Regions from separate parts of the Mus musculus genome. Here region 1 is linked to region 2. The links are chromatin contacts, found by Hi-C or POLR2A ChIA-PET in ENCODE. All regions are on one chromosome and are shown on one strand. The core of a region is the stretch at or near the end of the contact, and the rest is flanking DNA. Distances in the headings are between cores, read along the strand shown.

What was found. A loop is a pair of places that touch in the nucleus more often than their neighbours do. ChIA-PET counts read pairs that join two places held with the same protein, here RNA polymerase II (POLR2A).
Region 1: a map of heart shows a loop between it and region 2 (2.7-fold over the local background). The contact joins the enhancer-like site here to the promoter of Slc4a4 in region 2. A Hi-C loop is called at or near these places in 7 of 37 maps with a recorded cell type or tissue (gastrocnemius, heart and left cerebral cortex). POLR2A ChIA-PET finds 5 or more read pairs at or near these places in 1 of 5 experiments (Patski).

The regions. Positions count from the first base shown.
Region 1 is chr5:88,927,272-88,931,978 of GRCm38, forward strand. The region is part of intron 1 of Slc4a4 (solute carrier family 4 (anion exchanger), member 4); the gene reads left to right. Among named protein-coding and RNA genes, the nearest start is that of Slc4a4, 42 kb to the left of the region's middle. Within about 2 kb of position 2,725, at least 1 of the 3 ENCODE cell types and tissues checked has a DNase peak (open chromatin) inside an H3K27ac peak, as active enhancers do; it is heart, where a contact is called at or near this core.
Region 2 is chr5:88,883,402-88,888,811 of GRCm38, forward strand. Slc4a4 (solute carrier family 4 (anion exchanger), member 4) reads left to right here and starts at 3,859. Exons shown (of 27, transcript NM_001359211.1): 1 at 3,859-3,923.

The sequences.
Region 1 (4,707 bases), core at 1,475-3,974, 43 kb after region 2:
CTCTCGTTGGGACGGATTTCTAGCCCTTGGTTTATGGATTATTCAGATCTTAGTATCTTATCTGGTTCCTACAAATTTCGTGTAGGAACATTACGATGAATTGGACTTGGTTATTTCAGGGACTTATTTAACCAGCATGAACTGCTGTAGGCTTCTTGGAAAGAGATGCTGAATGGGGTTTGTTCACTGTCCAAAGACACAGTTACTAAAGAGGTTACGCTCAGTGTCGCTCAATTCCATCTGCACCTAACCACCAAGCAAAATAATATGTCCAGGATGATAAGTGAATACATCTTAGTTGGAATTTTGACTCAGTTGTAGATTGGAAGGCATAGCTGAGGAGAAATAGAGAAATTACTTTTGGAGGACAAACCCTACACTTGGCCAGTTTTGCTCCATGTTGATTAGCGCTTTAGAAAACTATAGCATAACTTGTATTTCCACTTCTGGAGTTCAAGGAACTCTTCAGATCTACCCAGTTTTATTCGTCTTCTCCTCTCTCTGTCTGCAGTCTGTATGTTTTTATTATCTGTGTAGATCCATGTTCCTGTCACCATGGAGGATAAGATGCAGAGTTAAGCTGGGACCACATCCATTGCTGTACCACTCATTCATAGCCACCAACACTCCCGTCTCTAATCCCAAGAAACTTCAGGTCGGGTCCTTTATATGGAAAAGCTGTCATTCCAGAAGTGTTATGTAAATGAATTGTACAACATCTGAGTCTTTGTCTTAGCATAAGCCCCTATAGATACATTGTTTTAGTGTGTGAATCAGTGGCTTCTCCTTGCTTACCACTAAGCCATAGTCCATGATATGGATGAACTATAGCTTTTAAACCATAACCATTTGCCTATAGAAAGGTACTTGGGCCAGGTCTAGTTCTTAGCTATTAGGAATAAAGCTACCATGAACACTCACAGACAGGTTTCTGTATGAATGTAAGCTTTCATTTCTCCGGGACAAGTGTCCAAGAGTACAAAGGAACTTGTAAGGCAGTTTGTAAGTCTAGAATTATGTGCAGCATGCTCCTGCTCTGGGTTGCAGTTTTACTTTTACTTTAGCCTAAAATCTGATTTCATGTGGGGCCACGTTTCCCTGGCCCTCGGCCTGTGTCAATGACCAGGCTGATTAGGGAGCTCCTGAGTTGGGAGGGCGGCTTACTCTACATGTGACCTGTTGGTCTGTGGGAGACAAAGCTGTGATCAACCACGTTTGTCAGCTTTGCTGTGCCGATCTCTCTCTTCCTTTTCTTAATATATCTCTCCAGAGCTTCAGCACTGTGCATGGTTAAGCCAGTGACCACCGTTGTTCTTCCTCACTTCCTGTGGGGACACAAGGCCCCCCAGGGACCTCTGTGAACTTGGGAAGGGAATGGTTACAAACTTTCCTTCCTTCTCCTCTTGCCATCCATCGGCTGTAGTGAACACATGTTGCCAAAAGATGGCAGTGCACTTTACAGAGCTGAGATGGCTCTGTCACCCAGGACTCTGACAGCTGTATGTTGCTCTTTATATACACCTCGCAAATACGGACAGCACATTTTACAAAGTAACAAAAGCACCGATAAAAATGCTGTTGGTTAAAAAAAAAACAAAAAAACAAAAAACAAAAGAAAACATCGTGTTTGCAGCGAGCTTATAATAAAGAATGATTCTCTACCTCTTAGAAGTGAGGAGGACAGGGGAACATTGTTTAGGCATTTTTGTGCTGTTCTGGAGTAGAAATCTGTGGTGTGCTATGTTCTATCTTTTATCTGACTTAAGGTCAGCCAAAGAGCCGGGAGAGCCTAGTTTTGAGGTTTGAGCTTTGTGATACCTTTAGACTGTAAGCAAAATTCCCCAGCAACACTGTTCATAATTACCACAACAGCAATGGCTGATATAAAAGTCTTCACTCTCGGTATTTTTCCACGTTTTATACATATCTGTGCCTCAGGGCATGTGAGTGCAGAATTGTTTAGCATATGCTGGGTACAGAAAAGCTTCTATAAATGGAGAGGTGATGGGTTCATTGGATGTCATCAACAAACCAAATGGCGAGGATAGAATATAATGTTTAAATACAAGGTTAACTAATAAAATTGAAGCTGCGTGCACTGATTGAACCAGTGATGTCAAACTCTAGTTTGGACATGCTGACAGCCGGAGTCATTCTGCTCCCTGGTGCCACCTCTGGAAGCAGGCAGAAGTCCCTGACAACAGAGACTGTGGGGGAGATAGGCTGGCTCTGGATACCGCTGGCTGCCAGCTCTAGCACAGCCCCTCTATACTGTGGAGAGCATGCTGAGGTTAAAGTGTTCGTTCCACAAAATAGATGCCACAATCCGAGGACACGCAGCATAACTGTCATTCCCGGGGTGACAGGGAAACAGGTGGCTCCAACTCAGGCAGCAGCCTTTTTGCTAGTGCACCTCTTGGCAAAAGCCCCAGGCTAAGAGAGAACTGTGCTGCATGAAGTTCTAACTCTGAAACCAGATGCTGTTACCATAGAGACGAGTGAACTGCTACCGTGGGAGGCGCGATAGGGAAGCATGGGAGAGGGAGACAGGAGGGCAAGTGAGGCGAATCTAAAGGCTAGCATACCCGTAGACCTTCAACCTTTAACAGCCCTGGGACTAGCAGGCTGGTGCTCTTGAAGCTTGTGCGCTGGCGGCCTGCCACTTGCTGACTGGCTGAGTGGCAGCTGCTTGCGCTGTGAGTACTAGTCTGCGAGCACGTTGGCAGTTGGCAAGGGCTCAGGGGGGGTGGGATCTCAGAGGGCTGGAATGTGGATGGGTGCTCTGGGCCTAGTGGCTGACAGTTTTGCACAAATGTTTCTCGTGCCGGACTTAAGTCACCCTCACAGGCCTGCTCCGTGATTAGGACCGGCTGGTGAGAACCTGCCCATTTGGCAGATGATTTGACATGGGTTCCAGTTAAAGCATTTTGCTATCCCAGAAAAATGGAGATTTAGAACCCCCTCCCCCCACCTTTTCCCCTCACCATGGGTCTGGACTTGTATAGAAGGGGTTTAACTTCTCCAATCAGAGGCCATGTGATATGAAGCTTGCCCTCCCTCACCCCTGAGGCTGGTAAGGAGCTTCCAGAGCCACTCTGCATTTTGCCTCACGCTGGCTATGTGAGCAACAGTATGCTTCCTTCTCTGATTTCAGCAAATGCAGGGCACGTGCGAAGGACATTTTAAAGGACAGATTTGGGGGCCTGATTACGGACTGGATGAGTTAATTTCTTCCTAGTGATTTATAGAGGGAGGGGGGAACTGGTTAGGTCAGCCACTTTACATGGTATCTCTCTCTGTCTTACTAATAATAGCCAGCAACTGCTAAGAAATGTAAGGCTGAATAACTGATATTTGTCATGTAAAGAGGAGGGACTGCCTCTGCCCCGTGCAGAAGGCCAAAGGCATCAGGATGACTTTGCTCTTGAGGAAGAGGAACGCCGCCAGGCTGTGTGCTTTTGCCCTGTTTCACTCGCTCCTTTTTGGCAGAGAAGAGGCCTATTTGTGGGCATTCTGTATGAGCCGTCAGAGAAAACGAGGCTCTGATGACTTGCTATGTATAGTCTTGACGGGAATGTGAAATATGCACCAAAGAGCCAAGGAATGCACCCAGCGTGACCCCCACTCCGTGCTCAGACGGTGGGGTTGGGTTGTTTTCTCAACTTGGCCGGAGGGCTTGGGTGCTGACCTTTTTACCTTCCCTTCCAATCTCTTGGGTTTCTTGCTTCCCTTTTGCTTTACATGTGGCATATAATTTTTGGAACAAGCTTCGATATCTAGGTTTAGAAAATATATCAAGAGACAACAGGATGCTTTAAGATCCTGCCTGATGGATAAGAGGGTCCAAAATGGCGTCTACAGTCGGTTGTGTTGGACTCAGCATGCTGACTGACCTGGGGTTAGTTCTATTTTCCGGAGGGAGGATAAAAAAAAAAGTTAGGGTACATGCAGTGCTCTGGGATTCTGTCGTGCTTCTGAGGAGTTTAGGAAAATGTTCTCATTGCGACGTCCTCCTTATCTGTGTGCACAAATGCTGGGTAGCCGGTGGCTCCTTGCACTTTGGACTGTTCCCTGAGCACCAGAAGATGTCTTCGAGAAGGTAGACGTGGTTTGTGTGTCCCTGGTGTCTGGAAGTATGCAGGGTGCACAGTAGATACTCAGTTAATATTTACTCTCCTCCTCACTGGAGGAAGGTAAAAAACAGAAGAAGGAACAGACGAGCACCCTCTCTGTTCCTCTCTCCCCCAGCACCGAGAGTGGCCTGTTTCAAGGGGGTCTGTAATAGGCACCTGCATCCTCCCTATTGGCCAAATCCAACTTTGGCTTTCCCATCTCCGTCCTTCTCAGTTTTCCGGTGGGCTTGTCTGCTCTCTCTGACTTCCATGTCACCCGTGTCCAGCTTACACTGGTCTCACTGCCTGACTTGGGGATGTTGGTGTGTCTTAGCAGGTAGTCGCAGGTCCGCACCCTGATCCTACTTCTCTTTTCTGCATGCTGGCATCTGGTAACGACTCCAGCACCAGCTTGATGCATGGATTTTGCCGCATTTAGCAACAGCCCTGAGTCTCTAGTACCCGGCTCGGGCAGTTCTGATTGCATCAGCAACTTTTTTTTTTTTTCAGGATTCACATCTCAACCTTAAAAAGTGTCCAGAATGAAGTCTCCATGGCTTCCCAACACCCCGATTTTCACACAGTGCTCTTGGTT
Region 2 (5,410 bases), core at 2,609-5,108:
TACAGTGTATCCATTACCTCATTTTTGTTTAGGTCTTGTCTTAGTTAGGGCCAGGGTTTCTATTACTGAGATGAAACACCATGACTAAAAAAGCGAGTTGAGGAGGGAACTGTTTATTCCACTTACACTTCCAGGAAGTCAGGACAGGAATGCAAGCAGGGTGGAACTTGGAGGCAAGAGCTAATGCAGAGGCCACGAAGGGGTGCTACTTACTGGCCTGCTTCCTGTGGCTTGCTAAACCTGCCTTCTTATAGAACTCAGGACCCACCATGGGCTAGGCCTTCCTCCACTGATCCCTACTGAGATGACTAAATGCCTTACAGCAGGATCTCATGTAGGCATTTCCTCCACTGAGACTCCTTTCTTTCTGATGACTCTCGATTGTGTCAAATTGACACATAAAACCAGGCAGTACAGGTCTCTTAGGAGATTTGTCTGAATGTTACATTTATTTTTATAACTTCGGGATAAATTCAATAGTACTGCTATTTTTCTGTCCTGATAAAATAATGAAAAGATTCTAATAAAATATGCTTATAGGTTCTACTGTCTAGTGAATAAGTAGCAGCAAGCACCACTTTTTTTTTAAAATTTTATTCTATGAAATAAAAGCAACTTAAATACAGAAGTCTTTAGGACCTAGTCAAAATTACACAAAGACTGAGAAAAATTCTACTGTGATAATCCTATCTGCAGGGCAGCTCCGTGGCCTACTTCCACTCCACGATTAACAGCAAGCCTACTAGTTGTGTAATGTTGGTATGTATCATGCTCTCCTTTGATGCTGTACATTGATGGGCCCAGGGCTAGGGCCTCAGAACTTTTTATCTGTGTTATCTGAGGCAGGAGGCTTCATCACCTGCCGCCACTAGATGGTGCTTGTCATTCTAACAAAGCTTCCTGCAGGAAGTTTTCTCTGTGTCTCTACTAGGACCATAGGTGGGAAAGAAACTTGATTAATAAACTAAATAGTAAATGGGTAGGTAGTTCAGAAGGCTATAAAGCACAGGGAACTATTGGGCAGAAACCAAACAAGCCATTACCAGTTAGGATTATACTAATTCCACCAATCTTTTCTTTCTTTCTTTTTTTCCCCTGGATATTCAACCCAGACCTTGCTCCTGTTATGCAGGCATTCTACTATTGAGCTAAAGCCCAGGACCTCTTATTTCCTTTATTGTGTTGTTTTATTGAGACAAGTCTTACAATATATTCCAGGCTGCCTTTGGGCTCACTCTGTAGCCCAGGCTGGCCTGAAGCCCGTCTTCCATGTTGAATTACAGGTATGCTCTACCACACCCAGACTTTTCTGTTTGCTCTTTTCATCCTCAAACTTTGTGAGCCATAGGAGAAAAAGAGCAAATTAATCTTTCTCTGTGTTTATAGGAATCAAAGGTGATAGGGCATATGTTAGGACAAGTTCGGAGGGGGAAAAAAAAACCAAAACCAAAACCAAAAACAAGACGATCAGTATTTATTGTCCTTGCTTGGAATGGCAAAAGCAAAGGTGACCGACCACACACAGAGTTAAAAAAAAGTTAATCATGACCTTTCCAAGGAAAGCACACGAATCTCTATTACTGGACAGTAATCAATAGGAAAGGAAATGGAACATGCCTTTTTAATTGTGGGATCGCAAACACCAAGTGGAGAGTGATAACAGGGCTAGCAGGCTGTCAGCCAAGGCCAATTCTTTTCTCATTAATTTAAGACACATACCAAATTTCACTCCACAGTACTCATTCTCGCCTCCCACCCCCACCCTGCTCACCAGCTCTGTACCCCCTTACAGGGCAAATTCTTGCCAATCTTGATAATAAGGTGCCTCCAGGGGTTACCTATCAATTTGCATGAAGGGCATTTTGACGTATTTTGCAGCCAAGCACATGGGAAATGTGTTTCTTGGACTTTTCCTTTCTCAGACAGTCACTAAAGCTGACTATTCATGGCTGGTTCACGACTATAATGAGAAATTGCCAGCTATGTTGAAATACATAATCCACAGCATGAAAAACTGCTGATCAGCAGTGGCAAATTCTTAATACAAAAGTGATTTCTTTTTTTTGCTCATGAGCTTTGGGGTTGCTGAGTCTTGCTGTGTGTTTAGGAGTGACAGTTACTTTAAACATTAGCCTAGAGACAAAATATAATTGCTCAGGGGGGATTTAAAGATCATGTCTTGTTCCACCTTCACTTCTCAATTGCCCCTATCGCTGCCGTAGGTTTTGTAGAATGTGTGAACATGAACGTAAGCCAGAAATGACAACAGCCAAACACATGACATTAGTGCATTTTAATTTCAGACATTAGGCAACTTGGGGTGGTTCCCAGTGCTTGCTGAGTGTTGAGTAAGGGTTTTATACACACCAGCTTTCCCCAAACACAACCTCTGTATCTGCTTCTCCAACCCCAGGGGAGACACCATGTATCTTCTTTAGTTCTAGATACTGAAGAAAAGGAAAGGAAAGGAAAGGAAAGGAAAGGAAAGGAAAGGAAGAAAAATAGTGATTCTACTATTAACCTATTTTACCTCTACACCCAAAGTCCCCCTTCTCAAGCATCTTATTACCTATGTTAGAAGTGTTGGAAGCAAGAGTTAGTATGTGAAGTGACTTCTCCCGTGCTTATGTATTTGGGTGGCTCAACGGTGACTTTCACATACAAAATGCATGAACAGGAAACACAGACATGCTTGCACCATATGATATGCGGCATAAGCCCATTAAATGGCCACTCTACAGGAGTTTTCAGAACATTAGATAGTGTCTGTGCTGGCAACTGCTCACACCTTAAAGGACTGACGGCAGTCGTACTGGGCTATTGACATAATTGTGATTTGCTTGGCAAGGGGGTATTTAATTAGTTTCATCAGCATAGTAAATATGAAAGATCATTTTGCAAATGTAAGAACCTGGCTTAGATGGCTGAGGGTGTTTCCTTAATTCAGACATAAGCCACCAATGACACTCCTGTGTCCCCCAGACATTCTTTGTCAAAAAAGATGACTGGTGACTTGATATGGGCGCTGACAACACTTTCTTTACCAACACACGCCAAGTTTTGTAGAGTAGCATCCGGAATGATCTGGGCAGGCAACTTCAGGTTCTTCCCATGTGGGGGGACTGAGGCCATCTGGGTGAAAAGTTGAACCTATCTCTGGTTGCGAGAAGCCTGGCAAGGCGAGACTGCGGGGTCGGGGGCCAGATGCCCCCTCCAGCCCCGGGAGGGCGCAGCGTGCTGAGCCCCCGGCGAGGGCGGCGCAGCCAGAGGCCCCTCCCCTCCTCCGAAGCTCGGGCGGCTGACGCGGAGCGGCGGCCGGGAGCCGAGGGGGCCGGGCGGGCGCGAGCGAGGGCAGGGCAGGGGGCCGGCCGTGGCCACTCGCCGCTTTAAATATGGATCGCGGGCTCGCGCTCGCCGCACAGCTTCGGCCGCCTAGCCCATCCCCGAGCCCGGCCTCGGCTGCAGCGTCGGTTCCCGGCAGCCACACAGAGAGCCGGGCGCACACGCGGGAACTGCGGGAGGCAGAGTAGAGCGGAGCCGCCCCGCCGCCGCCGTCCCCTCCCCGAGGCCAGCACCTCTGCTCCGCGTCGCCGATCCCTCCCCGCGGGGCCGACCCTCCCGCGGCCACCCTCGCCCCTCGGCCGCCTCCCCGACGCACAGTGCGCAGCCACCCACCCGGCGCCAAAGTTGCGACCGCTGCCCCGCGCGCTCTGCGACCGGCCGCGCCAACTTCCCAGCCCACGCCGCCCGGGTCCCCGCGCTCCCCCGCCTCCCAGCCCCGGCGGCGCGCGGGGCAGAGCTTAGGTGGCGGCGGCGGCCGAGGTGGCGGCGAAAGCGGCGGCGGCGGCAGCGGCGGCGGCGGCCGCTGCAGCCTCACACTCGGTCGCCAAGCTGGAGGAGCGACGGAAGCCCGACCCCAGGAGGTGAGTGGCCCAAGCGGTGGCAGGGAGGGTCGGCCACGTCCCCATGCCTCGCCCGCGGGGTGGGCACTGGGTGGCAGTCCCGCAGGGCGCGCGGGCGGCCTCGGTGCGTCCAGGGAGGGACGCAGAGAGAGAGAGAGAGAGAGAGAGAGAGAGAGAGAGAGAGAGAGAGAGAGAGGTCAGTGGCGGGCCAGGCATCCCCTGGGCTGGGCGCCGGAGAAGTGTGGACACCGCTGCTGTTGCTGCGGAAAAAGTACTTTTTATTCTGTCTAAGCGTTCAGATGACGACTTTGGGTGGTTCTGTTTTCCCCCTACTGCATAGCCGCCTGCACGTAACCGGGCGTTGTTGCCACGACTGTGGGGCCAGTAGACGCCCGGGCTGGGCTCAAGAGCAGTGACACTGTGTTTCCTTGAGCCCGGGTGGTCGCGGTGTGGCTGGGAACCTGCTTGAGGGGGGACACACCTCCAGATCCTTAAGCTCTGGAGGTTGGGGCAATAGTGCCATCGAGGCCGTGGTCCCTACTTCACTGTCCGCTCCAGGACCGGGCACTTGCATCTCTCCCTGGCACGCCGGAGGCGGGGGTGAGTCAGGCAGATTCTCTGCAAGCGGCACACATTTATTTGCAAGGGGGTGGGGGGAGTCAGAGGTTAAACTGGGATTTCTGTGGGCTGGCGACCGTGGAGCTCTCTCTCAGGTACTGGGCAGCATGTGCATCTTGGCAAGGACAGGTGATTCCTTTCTTAAGTGCATTGCCCTCAGCCTTTGCCAGTCTGTTAAGAACAGCCACCGAGCGACAGCAACTAACTGCAGCGGGCTCCACAAAGAGGAAAGTTCTCCGAGAACAAAAGGGGAAAAGAAAACCCCTCAACTTGGGAAACGCCAAGAAAGCATGTCTGCCTTGGCTCTAGCAAGTAGAGCCCTTCTCGGTTCCCTGTAAAGGTGTAGCTTTGCCTTTCTCCACTCCTAGAGGCCCCACCTTCTCAGCAAGATTGCCTGCAGCAAGTTCTTCCAGTCTGAAGTTCAAGTGCTCAAAGCACCTTTCTCTTCCCCTTGCCACTTAACTTCTCTCTCCCTTTTCACTTCAGTGCTAGACAGACTTGCTCTGGGTGAGAACTCCCCGACGCTGGGCTGCAATAACACAGTCTCGAATCCTGGAAAGGCTCTTTCTTAAGGCGCTGCATCGAACTTCCCTTTCTTAATCAGGGACTTAGGGTTGCGATATTATCTGAATGGAAGTGTGTATTGCTCACTAGTGCCTATACTCACTGTGATTTGAAGAGATTCTCTCTGGCAGCCAGTCCTGTGCTCAGCGGCTCAAAGACTTAAAAATAAATGTTTCTAAGAACCCTGGTCCTTGTGTTTGTCACATTAGCGAAATACTTTCCAGTCATTATTGTACCTTAGACTGGGGCTATTTGTACTTCATTCAAAGGAAGCGTGCCTGCTTTGTAAAGCTTTCATAGCAGAGAAAAACTTTTACTTTCATTTT